4 separate regions of the Mus musculus genome follow, and regions 1, 2 and 3 are each linked to region 4. A link is a loop called in an ENCODE intact Hi-C map of the cell type or tissue named here. Cell type or tissue: left cerebral cortex. All regions are shown on one strand.

Region 1 (5,000 bases), 130 kb after region 4:
AACATCAGGTGATCCTGATACATAATTCTTTACACTATGTCCATGAACTTACGGTAGGCAATTAGAAAAATACCAAAAGATCGTAAACAAAATATTTCTTCATCCCGTTTTTATAACGCATTGATTGGCCGGTTTAGCTCAGTTCTGCCCCAGGCTCACCTCGGAAGAGGCGACTCCGATCTTCTCCGATTCATACATGAGAGACAAGGACCTGCTGGTACTGGCAGCGGTAGCCTCGGCCCTGCGCAACACCTCCTGTCTCAGGTACTGCTGCCTGTCAATGGGCGCGTCGGGGCCGTCAGGCAGGTCGCGGACGTCCTTCCACGGCGCGGGCCGGGTGTCTTCCTCTTCCACGTCATCGTCGAAAGGATTATAGCTTTTAGGATAGCCAGACATGGTGCGGGAGACGGCCTGCACCTAGGAAGCAGGAGGGGTTGCTGAGCGAGGAGTCGATAGCCCAGCGCCGGCGGGCGGATTCACTGTGGACGCCGCGCGCACTACTTCCGCCAGCACTGCGCTAGAGCCCCGCCTCCAGAGCCAACCCGGCGGCGGAGCGGCAGAGGGGGACCAGGCCCCACCCAGTGCGGGGGAGGGGAGAGGGGAGGAGTCAGGTGGTCAGGTGGCCGGGAAGTCGGCCGCCTCTGCGCCTGCGCAGTAAGGACCGGTGGTGGCGAGCCCAGAGCTGTGAACCCAGCCGCCTGCGCCGGGGCGTGCGCTGTGATGGCGGCTGCTGGGGCCCGGGGAGGAGGCGGCGGTGGCGGCGGCGGCGGCGGCGGCGGCTCGGGGTCCAGCTCTGGCTCCAGCACCTCTCGAGGCTTTTATTTCAACACAGTACTTTCACTGGCCCGCTCCCTGGCTGTGCAGAGACCAGCATCCTTGGAGAAGGTAACCCTGCGTACTGACAGGAGGAGGGGCCTGAGGTGGCGAAGCGGCGGGACGCTGCTGGGTCTGAGAAGGCTACTTGCGACTAGAGAGGGGCTCCTGAATAGAGGTGGCAGCGATGTAGGGAGGTCGGTGGGAGAGGGTTCTGGTGAAGAGAGGAGTCGGGAAGTCGACAGGACGCTGGGAGGTCTGGTACCGGTGGGAGTGGGAGGGCAGTGAGCTGTGGGCGGGCGGACTACCGCTGTGACATCTCAGGCGCGGGGGTTGTGGCAGCATCGTGACTGCCTGTGAGGCGTGGTAGGATGAGCCAAGGACCAAGAGTCCAATCCGGGCTTTTGGTCCCGATTTTTTGTTTTCATTCAATGACCTTGGAGAGGTGTCTTTCTCATGAAATGGGACGCCCTCCTCCCCTACACACTTTTTGCCCTTCTCACTGGATTGTGGAGAAGGACAGCTATGCAAATCGTATTATTATTTAAGAGATGGTAGCGTTAGACTGGATCAAAAGATGATGAGTTTCGAGAAGATGCAGTGGCAGGAATATGCAGTGGACTGTTAGTAGACAGAGAACTAAATTCAGGATTGCTTCAGAAGAGAAAGACACGCCAGTCCTTATCTTGGAAGATAAAAGATATGCTTGGACCTGGGATAAGAGGTGAACTGGGTGGGTGGTGAAGGGTAGAACCCCAGGATTAAGGAGGCTAACCGCTTTCTTTTAGGGGAAAAAAAAAACCCAAAAACCAAACAACAACAAAAGGATGTTGTGATAGGAAGAAGACAGATTTTAGTCAGAGCTGACTAAATTTACAATTTCTGTGTGCAGTCTTGAGGAAGAAACTTGCATGCTAACAGCCTATTTGCTTATCTATAAAACCTGTGAAGCTTTGATGAGTTTACATATTAAGGCCAGGCACAACGTGGATGAACAATAATAGTCAGCTGCTTTTCGCCCAGGAATGTGTAAATAGACTCAGCACAGTATGTTAGCACTGAAGGGAGGGGGCTGTCTGTCCATTCAACTTTCTGAAAGATGGAAAGAACCTGGGTGACATGTGCACCTGCGCGCTGATGGGTAAAAGTGGAAAGGCAGAGTGACCTGGTCTTTGACCTTGTAAGTTTTCAAACTTGATTGTATCACCTACCTGCAAGGTGAACAGGTTCTGGAAGATCTAATGCCAACCCGACTTCTGGCTAAAGAATGAATACAGACTGGACATGGTAGCATGCACCTGTAGTCCATGCTACTCAGGAACAGCCCAGTATCCGCAGAGGTGCTGAGGAGTTGTTGTTCACTCAGGGAGTTGGTATCTCAGTACTCATGTCTGGCAGCTTAGGACTGCTTGAATGTTTGAAGGTAACTCCAGTTTTAGGGCATCAGAAAGTCCTCTTGTGGTGTCCATGGGCACTTGCATGCATGAGCACATACAAGCACAAATAAATAATAACAACATCTTAAGAAGATTTATTTATTTATTATATAATTATGCTGTAGCTGTTTGCAGACACACCAGAAAAGGGCATCAGATCTCATTATGGATGGTTGTGAGCCACTATGTGGTTGCTGGGATTTGAACTCAGCACCTTTGGAAGAGCAGTCAGTATTTTTAAGTGCTGAGTCATCTCTCCATCCCCCAACATTTTTAAATTAAAAAATAAAAGATGGTTTAGGACTTGTGGTGCAACTTAGGCAACATATCAAGATCCTGACTCAAGCAGGGAAAGACAGCAGTGTGTGTGTGTGTGTGTGTGTGTGTGTAAGACTATGAGTTTGAATGGTAAGACCATCTAAATTTACATTCCCTTATTACTTGTATTTTTAAACTTCTTTTTTGTTTTATGTGTATGAGTGTTTTGCCTGCATATGTGTTCTGTACACCATATGTGTCAGTGCTTGCAGAGGTCAGAAGAAGGCATCATTGGATCCCTTGGAATTGGAATCATGTGAACAACCACATCGATGCAGGGAATCAAATCTGAGTCCTCTGGAAGAGCAGCCAGTGTTCCTAACAGCTGAGCTATCTGTCCAGCCCCTCATCTTTGTTTGTTTGTTTGTTCGTTTGTTATATACTATAATGGGCATGTGGAGGTCACAGGACAAACTTGCAGGTAACAGTTCTCTCCTCCCACCATGTGGGTTGTCAGGCTTGACTGCATGTGCCTTCATGAACTGAGCAAACACCCCTTCTTCCCCCCATCCTTTTGGTGGAGACAGGATCTCACAATATAGCTTTTCTAGAATTCCTGAGTAGACTAAGCTAGCCTTTAACTCACAGAGCTCCACCTGCTTGCTTCCCAAGTGCTGGGGTTGAAGGTGAGTGCCATTACACAAGTACAACTGGACAGGTCAGTTCCACGTGTTGATTTTCTCTTGCAAAAACCAAAAACCAAACCACAGAACAGGTCTTGGTAGGGGTGTTAGGAAGATCAATAAAAAGATATGAATAAAAACCATCCTAGGATGAGCTTGAGAAATATTTCAGCAGTTAAGAGCTCTTGCTGCTCTCCAAGAGGATCCAGGTTCAAGTCTCAGTACCCACATGGTAGTTCACAATGGTCTGTAACCCCAGTTCTAGGGATCTGATGCCCTCTTCTGTTCTTCATGGGTACTGCATGCACATGATATACAGATCCACACATAAGCAAAACACTAATGCACATAAAATAAAAATAATACACCTTAAAGCAACAACAACAATTTATTACATTTATTTAGAGAAGTGGGAATTGGCGGGGCAGAACTCATGGAAACTGTTTTGCCACCTACCATGTGGGTTCTGAACTCAGGTCTTCAGGCTTGGTGACAAGTGTCTTGGTACAATGGCCCCTGGTTATCTTGTCAATCTGAACTGGATGATTCTTCAAGTTATTTTATATTATATGTATGAGTATTTGGGCTGCATATATGCTCGTGCACCACTTGCATGGTGTGCCTATGGAGGCCAGAAGAAGGCATTAGAATCTCTGGGGCTAGTGTTATAGGTGTTTATGAGTCACCATGTGTGTGGGGAATCAAACCATGTCTTCTGGAAGACCAGCCTATGCCTCTAACATCTAAGCCATCCCTCCAGCTCCTGAAGTGGACGATTCTTAAGATTGTCCTGCATCTCTAGCAGTAATAGCTTTCTTTTTCATTCAGCAACTGAGAAGTGCACTTTGAACTCAACTTGTTTCTTTTTGTTCCTTAGTCATAAAAACATAGCAAGGTGAGTAAGACGATAGACACAGATGTACACGCTAGATAAATGTAAAGAAAACAATTAAAAGGACATTATAGGAACCCTGGATGTAGGTCAGTAGTAGTGTGCTTGGAGGAGCACTTGCTTATCATTAACAAGGCACTCGATTTTATTCCCTTAACCAAATCAATGCAACACAAAACCTTGATATTCTTTAATTGTAACTGTTAGTTTTGTTTTTTGTCATAATTGCTTGGGTTGTCAAGATCACAGTATAATGTAAAGTTAATTAATACTTCCCTGCATCTCCTAAAACACTTGTTTTGGAAAGTACTTAGAAATCACTTTATGCAAAAGAGTTAAGAGAACAGATCCAAGGCCACTGTCTTTGCAGGGGTTGCTTGTGAGTTTGGCCCATGGCTGGTATCTGAGAATTTGGGCATTTGAACTGTTACTTCTATTAACTGTTTGATAAGCATGATTTGTTGTGCCTTAAGTCTCTTGTGTATGGCATATGATTTATGTAAATATCTTCTTTTCTTCTGGAGATCTGTTTGATGGTTGCTAAGTATATGATGACTATGTGACTAACCAAAAAATCAGCACTACGCAGAGATACCTTGTCTTCAAAAACCAAAACCAATAAATAAATAAACAAATAAATAAAAACAACAAAAAACCACAAAACCATTACATGTGTGGGAATTTTGCCTGCCTGCATGTCTGTGCACCACATTTATGCCTGGTGCATATGGAGGCCACAAGAGGCTTCAGATCCTCTGGAGCTGGAGGTGCAGATGGTTGTAAGCTGCCATGTATCTGCTGGGACTTGAACCCACATCCTCTGGAAGAGCAGCCAGTACTTTTAGCCACTGATTCATGTCTCCAGCTTCAGTGAAGCATGGGTTTCTTTTCATGGTCTCTTGTTAAATTTAGAAAGTT
Region 2 (5,000 bases), 58 kb after region 4:
AAATTCTATAGATGTGCTTAAAATCAACCTGGACAAAATGCCAGAAGAGATTAGTGAACAAAAGATATCAGAGGAGAAGCTGCACAGAAGACCTTAGTATAAATATCTGTTTCTTTTAAAAATCGCTTTGTGAGGGGATAGTATAAGATATTACTTAGCACACACAAAGACTTGGGTTTGATTCCTAGTACTGTATAAACCAGGAGTGCAGGCTAGTCTTATGTCAACTTGACAGAAGCTGAGTCATCTGAGAGGAGGCAACCTCAATTAAGACAATGCCTCCCTAATATAGGGCTGTAGTCAAACCTGTAGGGCACTTTTCTTTTCTTTTTTTAAAGATCTATTTATTTTATGTATATGAGTACACTGTAGCTGTACAGATGGTTGTAAGCCATCATGTGGTTGCTGGGAATTGAACTCAGAACTTCTGCTCACTCTGGCCCTGCTCGCTCCAGCCCAACAAAGTGAGTTCCTGGACAGCCAGGGCTATACAGAGAAACCCTGTCTCAAAAAACCAAAAAAAAAAAAAAAGATTTATTTATTATTATAATATGTAAGTATACTGTAGCTGTCTTCAGACACACCAGAAGAGGGCATCAGATCTCATTACAGATGGTTGTGACCCACCAAGTGGTTGCTGGGATTTGAACCCAGGACCTTCGGAAGAGCAGTCAGTGCTCTTAACCACCGAGCCATCTCTCTCTAGCCTGGGAATTTTCTTAATTAGTGATTGATGGGGGAGGGCTCAGACCATTGTGGGTGATGCCAGCTATGGGCAGGTGGTCCTGGGGTCTACAAGAGAGCAGGCTGAGGAGTAAGACAGTAAGCAGTATTCTTCCATAGGTCCATAGCATCAGCTCCTGCCTCCAGGTTTCTGCCCTGTTTGAGTGCCCGTCCTCATGTTTTTGAAGGCTTTTGTTCACTACAGTGTCCCAGGTTCTTGTCTGTTAATTAATTCTGTTGAAGGGTCAGTGGAGTTAGACATTGTAGAAAGTCAAAATACCTGTGAGATGTTGGACTAAGCTCTAAGGAATCATTACAACTTAATTTCTCCTCAATTTTGCAAAGTCTATTCTGAGCCACTTTATATTACTTGAAGCTTGTGACATGGGATACTCTCCATGCACAGATTGTATCCTAACTAATTCCTATAGAACAGCAGGAATAACCAATTGTTGTGTGTGGGGGTCAGAAGACAATCCTGGGTGCCATTCTTCAGCATTTTTTTTTTTTTAATTTATTTATTATATGTAAGTACACTGTAGCTGTCTTCAGACATTCCAGAAGAGGGCGTCAGATCTTGTTACAGATGGTTGTGAGCCACCATGTGGTTGCTGGGATTTGAACTTCAGACCTTCGGAAGAGCAGTCGGGTGCTCTTACCCACTGAGCCATCTCACCAGCCCTCTTCAGCATTTTCTACCTGTGATTTGAGCTAGAGTCTCTCGTGGACTAGACTAGCTGGCAGGGACCCTGCAGGGGTAAATGTGTCTCTGCCTCTCACCTCACCATCACTGAAACTGTAGGCACAGATGCCACTCCAGCTTCCTGTGTGGAGTCTAAGGCTCAGACTCAGGCCTTCACCACTGCAAAGGACACATATTACTATCTCCTCAACCATGTTTCTTAACCTTTATCATACAGGCTCTGTGGCTGAAGCTCCATTTAGATATTCATGTAGCCCAGGACCATCCCCGGCTGCTGCTGACCAAGTGCTGGGTCTGTAGGTGTGCACCACGACACCTCGCTCTTCCCTTTCTTTTTTGTAATAAACAAATACTAGAATGAGTGAGAGCATCTTTAGAAGGAAATAAAGCATTTTCTGTGAAATTTAAAATTAACAAGGAGGTACAATCCCTAAAACCAGTTTTGAGAAACTGGGTATTTCATGCTTCAAATTAAAGCAATGCCTAGAAGAAAGTTAAGTCTCCCTGGCTCTTTTATAATCTGTACAAGCCGCTCCCCTGCTGCCTTTTGCCACATGGGCCCTTTCTCCCACCTGCTCTCTCTGTCACCCCAGGTGGCTGCTCTGTGGTGTCAAGGCTCTCTCTGTCACCCCAGGTGGCTGCTCTGTAGTGTGTCAAGGCCCTCCATGCTTACTCTTTCCCCTGTCTTTCCTGCTTTACCAGTTTGCTCAACTCATCCTTCAAAACTCAGTTCAAGGGGTGCCTTCTCCAGAAAACCTTTCCAGACCAACATCTACCTCCACACTCTTCTCTATCGTCCCTTTGTTCACACTGTGAGCTCCTTGGTATATACATCACTACCAGCTGGTTACATGGATGGATAACTTATGGGCAAATGTCACTTTTTTGAGCCAGGTTGTTTAGAAAACTTAAGTAATTTGCCCAAAACTATACCAATAAAAGTCAACCTTTAAGTACACTTTTGATCCCAGCACTAGGAAGGCAGAGACAGGTGAGTGTGAAGTTAGCCTGTCTATATATCAAGTTCCAGGACAGCCAGGGCTACACAGAGAAACCCTCTCTCAAAAATTCAAAAACAAAAGACCAGCCAAACAAACAAAAAAAAGTGCCAGGATTTAAAATAGGTCCAACCTTCTTCACAATTTCACTTCTCAGATAAGGAACTTTGACTACAAATATTCTGTAACAACAGCACATTTCTTCAGCTCCAGCTATTATCTTTTGATTAAAGATCTTTTAGGTTGCAATTGCTTGTTACTCCAGGGCCAGAGGATCTGACACCCTCTTCTGGCCTCTGGGAGGTACTACAACTGCAGGCAGGCTAGATTGCTTTCATCAATCTGGGAACTTTCCTGGGCATATGATGAGCTTTCACAGCAGCCCCTTGTAGCTCCACTGAGGCCAGGGAGAGCTCTGCTGTCTCTCTGTCTGTCTGTCTGTCTTCCATCCATCCATCCATCCTGAGTGAAATCAGGTGGCACTTTCTGGGACAAGACCTCACTGAGTTAGTTGCTTAGGCTAGCTTTAACCTATCTTTCTGCTTCAGCCTCTCAAGTTACTAGGAGTACAGTTCCGCACCAACAGACCTGGCTAGAGCTACCGTCTTCAAGGATTGAGGACACACACCTCCACTTCTTACATGGGTCACTGCTTAAGAAGAAGCCAGAAGAAAACAGCTAACACTTTTTAAATTGTCTCTATTTGCAGGGACTCTTTCAAAAGTCAACTTATATATTTAAACTCTGTAGAGCTGAAAATCAAACTGAGGGCTGAGCTACATTCCTACTCTCAAAGACTATTTTTCAGGGAAGAACAAAACAAACATCTTTGAAATATTCAGAGAATACTGCTCAGCAACGCCACTCTTCTTCTCCCTGACACTAGCTAAAGGAATAATAAAGTTCCAATTACTGGCACATGTTGCCCTACTTTTCCCACTGTTCCTCAACTTAATTTTAATACTTTCCCCAATAACCTAGTTGCAACAGTCCCAAGAGAATTGCTTTTAACAAGATCAGACAGGCAGAGAAACACTATTTCTTATGTTACAGCTTGATAGGAAATATCCTCAGTGGTTCCACCAACATATTCTTGCAGTGAAGCATCACACAGAGCAAATGATGATGAAGGTTTGGTGAGAAATGGGGGCTGAGAGTCTAGGGAGATGTGTAATGGCCAAGTGTGTAAGTCATCTTAAAAACTACATCATTCATCTGGCTCTCCTACTCAGGCCATCCCTCTACTACACCTCCAACCCTACTCTGCACATTCCAAAGAATGCACCATATAGCAGACACTGATCTCTAAAACACTATCTTACAATAAAAGATCAAGCCAGGTATATGGTTAGGGTTGCAGAGATGGCTCAGTGGTTAAGAGCACTGACTGCTCTTCCAGAGGTCCAGAGTTAAATTCCCAGCGACTACATGGTGGCTCACAACCATCTGTAATGGGATCTGATGCTCTCTTCTGGTGTGTCTGAAGACAGCTACAGTGTACTCATATACATTAAATAAATAATATATATTTTTAAAAAGCCAGGCATGGTTAGTATATTCTGATAATCTTAGCACTCAAGGATGCTGAGGCAGGAGCTTGAGGCCAGCCTGGGATGCATAGTGAAATCCTGTCTAGAAAAGAAAAACAAACACGCAAACAACTCAGAATCAGAGTTCAACAAACAAGGGCCTGCAAGCTCTTATCCTAGCAACAACAGCCAATGGTCTAATGTATTCTGCGTCCTAGTTTAAGATGACAAGTATCTTGAAAGGCTGAAACAGGGTCTCTTATCATCTAGCCTGTCCTCCAGCTCCTAATCTTGCCTCTACCTCTCCAGTGCTAGGATTGTTAAGTATGTGCTATCACACTCAGAACCAAGCTGGAAGGTATTAACAGGCAAAGCATCCATGCTATCCAGAAGTGGTGAGGTGAGGACTACTCAAGAGGGGTGGATGGAGGATGGAGAAATGCTCAGCAGTTAAGAGCACTGGCTGCTCTTCCAGAGGACCCACGTGTCCATACGCACCCCCCCCGCCCCGCCCCCGCCATGGTGCCTCACAACTGACTGTTAACTTTAGTTCCAGGGGATCCAAGATCATCTTCTAGCCTCAGAGGGCATTGCATCTACATGGTGAACAGACATATGTAAAGGAAACATAGTCAAAACACCCATACACATAAAATGCTAAAATAATCAAACAATATAGAGCTGAGTATGGTAGCACATGCCTTTAATCTTAGCACCTCGGCAGCATAGGCAGGTGGGTATCTGTGAGTGCAGCCTTGTCTATATAGCAAGTCTAGGACAACCAGAACTACGTAAGAGAGAGATCCTGTCTTCTAATAAATAAGAAGTGTGTGCCTGTGTGTGAGATGGGAAGGGGGCAAGAATGAGAGCACTCATGTTTCACTGTGGTGGAAGCCTAATCTGCCAATTAGACTTCCAACTCCCACCCCTCCTGCCTCAGCCTCTTGAGTGCTGGGATTACAGGTATTCATCCTTACTCTGTTTCTTTCCTGCTCTAAACATAACTGGATTCCTCCTCAATCGTGGTCCCTGCTGTAAGAAGAGATA
Region 3 (5,000 bases), 80 kb after region 4:
GCCAGCATCTACTAGGAACTTCGTGTTTCACAGAATTTTATATTCTCATCTGGATAACACATCACTTTTTACAGTCACTTTTCTGTGTTTTACATTTTTAACAATTCTTTGTGTGTGAGTACTCACTCAGCACACGGAGGCTAAAGGACAACTCTGTGGGGGTGGGCTCTCTGTTCACATTCCCCTGGTGGGAACCAAAGGCAGGTAGGTCACCCAGCTTTCACTGCAAACACTTCCCCTCACTCATCATCAGGCTTAGCCTTCTCCACACTTCCTAAAATCCACTCGGTCTGGCAACGGTTAACCACCCCACCTTCATTATTCTATCCTAAAGAAGAAACTCTTTGGATTTAAGTAGGTGCCCTTAATTAATTATAGTATCTTTTCATTTTCAAAGTTCAGAGCAAATTTCACCTTTATGAAGTCGCCTCACCCTGAAAAATCTAAATCAGCCTTTAATTCTTTTTTTAGAAAATAGCTTAGAAATAAACTGGGCAGGAAAATATCTTTTAAAGTCTCTAGACACCTTTTCAATTCACACTGTATCATTTGATGATATTCGTTAGGGAAATTAAAGCAAATTATAAAATAATGCATTTTACTTGAAAAAGAGAACACTTGGGGATCAATATCTTTCTCTTTAAGACAGGGTCTTGCTACAGCTCAGTCTGACTTGGAATCAAGGTCCTCTTTCCTTAGGGGACTAGGGGTGTGTATCTATCTCAGCTAGCTCTACTTAGGGGTCTTTAAAGCATATGTTAAACCACTAGACTTAATTACAAAAAAAAAAAAAACTAAAATTGAATTAATGTAGAATTTAGGTAAATACACTTCCCACCCCTGAGGAAGGAACGGTGAGGATACAAATTTCTTCAAATATAATCCCACTGTCTTCTCTTGGTAATCCCAGTTTTAAAAATGAGTGCTAGAGAATCAGATTCTGAGATTTCTACACTTTCGATCCATTTTAAGGATTATTCCAAAGGCCGAAGGCCACTTTGTAACCTAAAGTTAGTTGAAAAATGCAGGAGTTACAAAAACCTTAAATGGTGTACAAGAATTTCGAGAAAGGAGGAGTCATGGCTATCTTCAGAATCTCAAGGAAGTCTATATTTTTAGCGTCGTTAATAAGCATTCTGCATTAGTATTACAGTCAAGTAAAGTGGCAAAACTGTGTATATATGTGGGGGGTTAGGGGTGCATTTAAACAATGCAAGCAGCACTGCTAAATGTCTAAATAAAATGCATCCTTTCATCCAATGACCCAGATCCTGATATTGGCCTTATAATCCGAATGTCTTCTGATTTAGAATGAGGAAAAGGAGTTCTATCCCCTACCCTACCCCCAAAATTTAATCTTTGACCGACCCTTCGCATCCGGTCAAGTTCTGAACCGGAGAAGGGCAGGAGCTCGCGTACCTGGGCGCCGGTTCGATTAAGGTGGTAGTGTCCAGGTAGTGGATCTTGTAGAACTCTAACAAGGCCGGCAAATGGTCAAACTCCTGGTCCCCGATCTTAAAGCGGCGGTTGGGCAGGGAGTTGATGATGTAGTGCGAGACACGCGAGTTCTCGGACACGGACAGTACATAGTCCCCGGGGCAGGTAGATGAGTCCCGGACTAGGAACATGCCATGGCGCTGGCCTTGGAGACGAGTCTGCGCCTCCTGGCGAGTCACTGGCCCCATGTACCAGGCAGAGCGGTCTGAAGAATCAAACCTGGCGGAGGACATGGTGTTGGGCTCGGGGATGGGCGGCGTCTGCGGCTCTCTTGCTTGGGAAGCCTTTACCCGCTGTCGGCTTTGGGGTCGAGGAAGGGCCTCTCAGAACACTTCGAGGAACAATCAGAGGGCTTGGTCAGGACGTTCCTCTAGGCTCCGGGCCCCGCAGCATCCTCCGCCACCGCCCTCCTGCACCGGGCCGCCTCACGGAGAGCCGGTCCGGGAACACTGGGCAAAGCCCCGGGGTCGAGGTGGGCGAAGCTGAGCAGTAGCGGAGGCCGCCTCGGGCTTCTCAGCTGGCCGGAGTACAGGGGAGGCTCCAGTGACTTCTGTCCTGGAACCCGCCGCCGGCTCCACAGCCTCAAGAGCCTGCACCGATCCCCGCGGTCACACGAAGCACCGCACTCCAACAAGAGTCGCGCCTCCCGAGCAGTCTTACCCAGCCCGCTCCCAATAGCCACAGCAACAAAATGGCGGACGCGGGAGAAGCAGCCGGGCACCTCCCCCTTGGTCCAGCGCATTCAATCTGCGCACGCGCGGAGCTGGGCTCTACCCCCTCCACCGCGGAGGCCCTTCCTTTGACGTCACTGGGCGCTGCCAATCAGGAGTGCGTTCGCGAGGGTCCCAGCGTGAGCCACTCGCGCGGGCTCCCGCGTTCCGGGAGGAGGCAGAGGGTCAGGCCCTTCCTGGACCGCAAAGCAGCCGCCGAGAAGCTGCTGCTGTCAGGCTTCCCGGGCTTGGCAGGAAAACAGCTGGAGCCGAGAGGGAACAGCGTTTTGAAAACCTGTTTCTGTGAACAAAGCGTAGAGTGGTTGCTGAGTGTCCGGCCAAGAAGGCGTGGCCGTCAGATGATTGCGAGCCAGAAGGCCCTGGTAAATCAGGTGGCTCAGGAAGGGCATGACCTAGGGAGTGAGGTGACCATCAAATAGGTTACTGAATAACCTATCAAATAACGCCTGCCCTAGGTGATCCTCCTTGGTACACGTGGAATGATGGTGAAGATCAGTTTGACTAATACTTTACGAGGAGGACAGTGTGTTGGTGAGGATGACTGGACACTACCGGCTGTAAAGTGTAACAAGTGAAATGCAACACCTGTGTCTGGCCTGAAGCCTGTTGCTCTGCAACAGTTCATTTCCTGCCATTCCACGTTGCTCAGTTTCAGCTCTGCCTCCCTTGACATATTTCTCCCTCCAACCCGACTAGTACCTATTTATTTAATTATTTGTTTGGTTTTTTAGAGACGGGGTTTCTCTGTGTAGTCCTGGCTGTCCTGGAACTCACTTTGTAGACCAGGCTAGCCTCGAACTCAGAAATCCGCCTGCCTCTGCCTCCCAAGTGCTGGGATTAAAGGCATGCGCCACCACTGCCCGGCCTATCTATCTATCTATCTATCTATCTATCTATCTATCTATCAAGATAGGAATTCTCTGTGTGGCCCTGGCTGTCCTGGAACTAACTCTGACCACCAACAGGCTAGGATGAAATTTTAATACCACAGAATACTGTCTTATTTACCTATATTTTGCCTGCCTTAAATCCACATCTAGTCTTGAATGATCAGAAATTTGTTAAATGAATGACTATTGTGAAAAATCACCACAAAAACAGATGCTGGATTATTGGTCATAGCATTCCCAAATTAGATAAACAGGAAGGCATGTCCCAAGCCAGTGGTGGTGACACATACCAATAATCCCATCACTAGGAGATGGAGGCAGGAGGATCATGAGTTCAAGGCAGCTGAGCTCTATGAAACCCAACAAAAATGGGGAGGAAGTTAGGGGAGGGAGAAATCTCAAAAGTGAGGAATACAGGAGAACTCCTACTTAGATCTCTATCACTAAAGTCTTGTTCTGGCCGTTTACATTTCCCATGTTTAGCAATTCTTAGATTGTAGGGTAATAACTGGTGATTCCATCCCAGTGGTAAGTAAGCGAAGGGGAAAATGTCAAGGTCTAGTGCCTTTTTGTAACTTGGCATAACCAGAGATGCTTCATGGGGGCTAGGAAGATGTCTCAGGAAGTAAGCTCTTGCCAGCCAAGCCTAAACACCTGAATTGGATCCCTGGGTCTGAAGATGGAAGGACAATCAACTTAAGGTGTCCTCTAAAATTCTGTGTAGAGTGGTAATACACATGCCTGCACTCACACAACACACACATAAATAAAAACATGCTTTCATATTGCTCTAGTCGCAAGTGAAATTTGTATAGCTCAGATATTTAATTTGACTGAGTTCAACTCATGGTTGAAGTTCAAATCAGTGACTAGATGGGCTATTCAGTCATTCTGTGCCTCACCATGAGACCTCCAGGACTTATCTTCTAGCCAGCTCTGGTGGTGCATGTATAATCCCAGCTCTCTTGTGGCAGAGGCAGGATTCAATTAGTTCCAAGTTTGAGGCCATCCTGGTCTATATATTAACACACAGGCCAGTGGTGGTACATTAAAAATACCCTGCCACAAAAAGAAGAAAAAATAACACAGGCTTATGATCTTAGCTCTCTCAGAGGTTGAGCAGGAGGATGGAAAGTTCGAAGCCAGCATAGGCAACATCATGTTTTTGAGATAGGCTTTCTCATTGGTATAGGGCCCACCAGGTAGATTAGGCTGGCTAAGCAGTGAATGGCAAAGTTGTAACTGCCTCTGCATTCCAACATTGATATCACAAACACATACCAACACACCTGGCTTTTTTCCTGAGAATTCTGAAGATGGGCTTGATCCTGTGCAGAAAACCAGCTGTGAGTTCATGAGGGCCACTACCATGTCATGACTAGAACAGGATATTTCATGCCACTCTCTTCCTATTTATTTTTTTTAAAGATTTATTATTATATGTAAGTACACTGTAGCTGTCTTCAGACACCCAAAAGAGGCATCAGATCTCATTACGGATGGTTGTGAGCCACCATGTGGTTGCTGGGATTTGAACTTGCGACCTTCAGAAGAGCTGTCGGTGCTCTTAACCGCTGAGCCATCTCTCCAGCCCTCCCTATTTATTTTTTAAAATTTTATATTATAAGCCAGGTGTGGTAGCTCATGCCTTTAATCCTAGCACTTGGGAGGCAGAGGCAGGCAGATTTCTGAGTTTGAGGCCAGCCTGGTCTACAAAGTGAGTTCCAGGACAACCAGTGCTACACAGAGAAACCCTGTCTCGAAAAACAAACAAACAAACAACAACAACAACAACAACAAAGAAGATTTATATTTTAGGAAAAAATAACGTTGGAATCTTGAAAAAAAAGATTTGTATTTTGGCTTGGCACAATGCTGCCTA
Region 4 (5,000 bases):
AGAGAGAGAGAGAGAGGCTTCACCATACTTGTGACATCTCTCTGAGAGCACAGCAGGAATGGGGCCCGCTCCCTACCCAAATCAGGCTTGGGCCTATTAGTTATAAAAGCTTAGGCATGATAGCGGGCTACCTCCCAGGCTAGTTTGATGAAATTATTTATTTTTTTAAATTTTATTGGGTATTTTGCTTATTTACATTTCAAATGCTATCCTGAAAGTTCCCTATACCCTCCCCCTGCCCTGCTCCCCTACCCACCCACTCCCACTTCTTGGCCCTGGAGTTTCCCTGTACTGGGGCATATAAAGTTTGCAAGACCAAGGGGCCTCTCTTCCCAATGATGGCCGACTAGGCCATCTTCTGCTACATATGCAGCTAGAGACACGAGCTCTGGGGGTACTGGTTAGTTCATATTGTTGTTCCACCTATAAGGTTGCAGACCCCTTCAGCTCCTTGGGTATCTTCTCTAGCTCCTCCATAGGGGGCCCTGTGTTCCATTCAATAGCTGACTGTGAGCATCCACTTCTGTGTTTGCCAGGCACTGGCATAGCCTCACACGAGACAGCTATATCAGGGTCCCTTCAGCAAAATCTTGCTGGCATATGCAATAGTGTCTGGGTTTGGTGGCTGATTATGGGATGGTTCTCCGGGTAGGGTAGTCTCTGGATGATCCATCCTTTCGTCTTAGCTCCAAACTTTGTCTCTGTAACTCCTTTCATGGGTATTTTGTTCCCTATTCTAAGGAGGTATGAAGTATCCACACTTTGGTCTTCCTTCTTCTTGATTTTCTTGTGTTTTGCAAATTGTATCTTGGGTATTCTAAGTTTCTGGGCTAATATCCACTTATCAGTGAGTGCATATCTAGTGACTTCTTTTGTGATTGGGTTACCTCACTAAGGATGATATCCTCCAGATACATCCATTTGCCCAAGAGTTTCATAAATTCATTGTTTTTAATAGCTGAGTAGTACTCCATTGTGCAAATGTACCACGTTTTCTGTATCCATTCCTCTGTTGAGGGACATCTGGGTTCTTTCCAGCTTCTGGCTATTATAAATAAGGCTGCTATGAACATAGTGGAGCATGTGTCCTTATTACCAGTTGGAACATCTTCTGGGTATATGCCCAGGAGAGGTATTGCTGGATCTTCTGGTAGTATAATGTCCAATTTCCTGAGGAACCGCCAGACTGACTTCCAGAGTGATTGTACAAGCTTGCAATCCCACCAGCAATGGAGAAGTGTTCCTCTTTCTCCACATCCTCGCCAGCATCTGCTGTCACCTGAATTTTTTATTTTAGCCATTCTGGCTGGTGTGTAGCTTGATGAATTTAATAAATCCATGTCTGTAACGTGGCCTATTACCTTTTTCTCACTCACTAAGTCCGAGCGACTCCGTGTCAACTTGATTCTTCCAACAGAGTCCATCTCTGCCCAGAAGTCCCGCCTCTCCTCTCCTGCCTCAGCTACTGGCCGTCAGATCTTTGTTAAACCAATCAAAAGGTGAGGGAGGTGTATGTTTACAAAATACTGAAGCAGGTGATGATCCATAAAAATAACCAATACCAAAGTCCAGCCAGCACTCAACTCGTCACCGGTACAGAAATCAACATTTGAATAGTACAAAGACAACCTTTACACTGTGGGAAAAAAAAGATTACCCCGACAGACTGTGGTCTGCTAATCTAATACACTTGGAAGGTCCCTGCCCCCGCTGCAACACTTACCTCTCCTCCCTCTGACTTGAGCTACGTCAGTTAGCCCCACTATTTCAATAAAATACTCACCACTGCCTGAGACCCTGCTCCCCAGCTCCTCTGCATCCTGAGACCACCAGTGATCAACGCCCAGTCGGGAGCAAAGGACCCACATCTGGGGCTCAAACAGGGATGCTCGGAAGATGGCAAGGATTTCCTTCTGAGGGACATCAGCATCCCAACCTGAGGATCCTCAGCTGGTTCTTCCTTCTTCCTTTACCTTCAATTTGAGGCATCGCAAGGGACTGACTACGGTGAAGGGGCAACTTCTTTTGGTCGGGGCTAGCCTTGAACAGGCTGAATCAGACCTTGTTTTACCACAGTTGCCTAGCCCACCTAGGGTGGAGTCTTCTAACCTAGGTGAAGTCTATTGTCTGGCCACATCTTGTGGAGGAGCGCCCTGAAGACTGCCCCTAGGTGGAGCTCACTGCCCTTGAACAGGCCATTGAGTATATTAGAAAATGACCTGCCACATCCACACACACCCTCTTTATGCCCCACTGATGCCTTATGCCCCCTCCTGCCTCCCTCACACCCTAAGAACACTCATAGAACTCTTGAAGGCTCTTTGTCTTCTACCTCCCACACCCACCAACTATGTGAAATTAGAGATTCGTCCAAACTTCAGCACAAATAAAGTAACACCTGGGTTTTCCATGTTTTCAACTCACTTACTCTCTGCCCCTACACTGGTATCCCTACTGGGCCAATGAATTAAAAGAGGTTAGACAATCAAAAGGAGGATGGTACTCATGCACCCTGGGCCAAATCCATTCTTCTGAGTCTTGTGCAGCTCTAAGTACACTACTGAGCCAGCACATCGGTTGGTCCTTCTTGCCCCCTATTCCTTCAATGGGAGGCTTTATATAGGGATGAATGCCTCCAACAGATCAGGAAAAATCAAAACCAACTAAATAGGGGCTTCGATGACCTTTTCAGCCAAGACAACTCCTCTACAGGAGCATAACAGGCTACCCAACCTCGCCGGTACTTAGATCAAGTATGCCTTTGTGCCCTTCAGGCCTGGAGTCCCATAACCTCCCCTTCTGCATCCCAAGATTGTAATTGTTCACCTCTCTTCCCCCAGCAGAAACCCAAGGAACCCATTTCTGACTTTGTTCCTGCTACAAAAGTGAGCCTAGAATGTAAAACGCCTGATCCTGTGGTCAGAGAAATCCCCCTTCAAAGCATCACTGGGGAAACCGTGCTCTCGGAACACACCGGCTAGCGTCTCAGGGTTTGAAAAATGAACATTCCGATAACTGGACAGTTGCTACTTAGTATATTGGGACGGCCTCCCATAAGGTCACTATCTTCACCCAGGCCTTTACAAGGCCATTAAAAGAAAATGTTCTAAATGTGTCGTTAACATTTTATTTTGTGCATGTATATGGGGATCAAAGGACAATTACTGGACGTTGGTTCTCTCCTTCCAGCAGGTTGCGTCCTGGGGATCAAATTCAATCTTCAGGGTTGGTAGCAAGTGCTGAGCCACCAGTCCGTGGCCGAGTTCTTTCAGTAAAGAGCCCAGGTTTTTCTTGGTGGTGGATCTTTTTCAACCAGAGTGTGCGCGTACGTTGTTCAGGGAGCAGTACAGACCACACCCAGCTGCTTCGTCCAAACGACAGACGCTCAAACAAAACAGGGACCCGAAACTACAGATGCAGAAACCTCAACTCGGGAGCGACGATCGCCATCCCTCACTCCCAACATCCGGTGGCCCGCCCCGCCAGGATCTCTTCCGGTCCCGCCCCTTGGGGGCCCGCGCCACGGGCGACGGAGTATCTCTGCTCCCAACTTCCGCGTCGATCCACCCATCGCGAGATTTTGGCGGCGCAGCAATGGCAAGACCGTGAGTACCGCTGACGGGAGTCTATAGAACGAGCTAGGACAAGACTGGTACGGGGTCGGGCCTCGGGGAGCCGACCGGCTCGGGCCCTCTGGAGGGAGTGACAGTTGGGCGTGAAGACAGTCCTCCCCCGACTGCCGCCCACCACCCAGATCCCGCCCCTTCCCCAGATGCCGCGACACTGCTCCGCCGCCGGCTGCTGCACACGGGATACGCGCGAGACTCGCAACCGCGGCATCTCCTTCCACAGGTCAGCGCGCGTGCGTAGTGGCACGCGAGGGCTCATAGCGCAGGCGCCGGTGTTGCCGCACCTTAGGCCTCGCAGGAGACGGCGCTTTCCCGAGGTCGATGTGAGGCTTGAACTTGTGAGCGGGAGGGTGACAGGGAAGGGCGCATAGTCTCGAGTCCAGCCGGAAAAAGGACTGGACGCTTACCTGGCTTGGATTTACAGCTCCGACTCATTCCTGCTAGATGATGCTGAGCCGGCCCCTTTCTTTCTCTCGTTCTCAGTTTCTCCTTTCCCCCAGCGGGTGGTAATCTGAAAGGGTCGCGGGGAGGTCTGCCATTCTTGCTTGGGGAGCTTGGGCATCCTGAACGCAGGACTGTAGACAGTCTGGTGCTCACGGTTTTGTGGCTCTGCAGACTTCCCAAGAAAGACAACCCCAGGCGCGGCTTGTGGCTGGCCAACTGTCAGCGGCTGGACCCCAGCGGCCAGGGCCTGTGGGATCCGACCTCTGAGTACATCTACTTCTGCTCCAAACACTTCGAGGAAAACTGCTTTGAGCTGGTGGGAATCAGGTGGGTCTTTCTGCCAGCTAACACCAGGACAGGTTGTGAGGCATCAGAGCAGTGGGTCAAACGAGGCAGCTCTTTGCCCTGGTGGAGTCCATGCACATCCGCTGGCATGCTCAGAGACAAGCAGACCAGTTGTCAAGCGTGCCAAGCCTCTTTCCAGTTTTGTACAGTTAAAGCATGATCCCAGGATCACTGTGCCAGTGACATTAGAGAAAATCAGGCTTTCCAGGCTGGGGAAATAGCCCCCTTTGCTAAAGACGTGGTATGCAAGCATTAGGACCTGATTTCAGATTCAAGGACCCAAATAAAAAGCCACATGTGATTGCTTGTTCCTTTAATCCCAGTCCTGGAGAAGACAAAACAAAAAGGGGATCCCAAGGACTTATGGAAAAGCTAGTCTAGATGAGTTGTTGAGCCCTGTGTTGAGTTGAGAAACTTGTCTTTAAAAAAATAAGGTGGAAGGGCTGGAGAGATGGCTTAACCATTTTAGAGCATTACAGAGGACTGGGGTTCAATCTACCTCTGAGGGCACGGGTACACATATGTACATGCAGGCAAAATATTCATACACATCAGTAGAGCTGGCTCAGAGGTTACGAGCAC

Evidence for each region. A loop is a pair of places that touch in the nucleus more often than their neighbours do. Peaks named below come from ENCODE experiments on the same cell type or tissue, not always from the same donor. Only the 100,000 strongest peaks of a DNase experiment are listed, where the experiment ranks them.
Region 1: it touches region 4 in a loop (2.7-fold over the local background); 15 of 42 quality-filtered maps call a loop at or near these places.
Region 2: it touches region 4 in a loop (2.7-fold over the local background); 5 of 42 quality-filtered maps call a loop at or near these places.
Region 3: a loop joins it to region 4, with 2.2 times the contacts of the local background. A loop is called at or near these places in 4 of 42 quality-filtered maps.

Annotation. Positions count from the first base shown.
Region 1 is chr16:17,401,519-17,406,518 of GRCm38, reverse strand. It overlaps Pi4ka (phosphatidylinositol 4-kinase alpha), which reads left to right and starts at 654. Exons shown (of 55, transcript NM_001373955.1): 1 at 654-885. The coding sequence starts at 721. Snap29 (synaptosomal-associated protein 29) reads right to left here and starts at 519. Exons shown (of 5, transcript NM_023348.4): 1 at 160-519. The coding sequence starts at 396. In left cerebral cortex, CTCF peaks have their summits at 2,275 and 3,465 (motif pointing left); DNase peaks (open chromatin) are centred at 1,127, 1,927, 2,081, 3,478 and 1 more place; H3K4me3 peaks cover 2,752 bases; H3K27ac peaks cover 2,223 bases.
Region 2 is chr16:17,472,022-17,477,021 of GRCm38, reverse strand. All of the region lies in intron 2 of Crkl (v-crk avian sarcoma virus CT10 oncogene homolog-like), which reads right to left. Among named protein-coding and RNA genes, the nearest start is that of Aifm3, 17 kb to the left of the region's middle. In left cerebral cortex, a CTCF peak has its summit at 2,709 (motif pointing left); a DNase peak (open chromatin) is centred at 2,719.
Region 3 is chr16:17,449,208-17,454,207 of GRCm38, reverse strand. It overlaps Crkl (v-crk avian sarcoma virus CT10 oncogene homolog-like), which reads right to left and starts at 2,223. Exons shown (of 3, transcript NM_007764.5): 1 at 1,420-2,223. The coding sequence starts at 1,730. In left cerebral cortex, no CTCF peak of the experiment used is centred here; a DNase peak (open chromatin) is centred at 2,265; H3K4me3 peaks cover 2,865 bases; H3K27ac peaks cover 1,588 bases.
Region 4 is chr16:17,529,630-17,534,629 of GRCm38, reverse strand. It overlaps Thap7 (THAP domain containing 7), which reads left to right and starts at 3,578. Exons shown (of 5, transcript NM_026909.2): 1 at 3,578-3,605; 2 at 3,773-3,852; 3 at 4,245-4,400. The coding sequence starts at 3,773. In left cerebral cortex, a CTCF peak has its summit at 2,155; DNase peaks (open chromatin) are centred at 3,578 and 3,809; H3K4me3 peaks cover 1,968 bases; H3K27ac peaks cover 1,724 bases.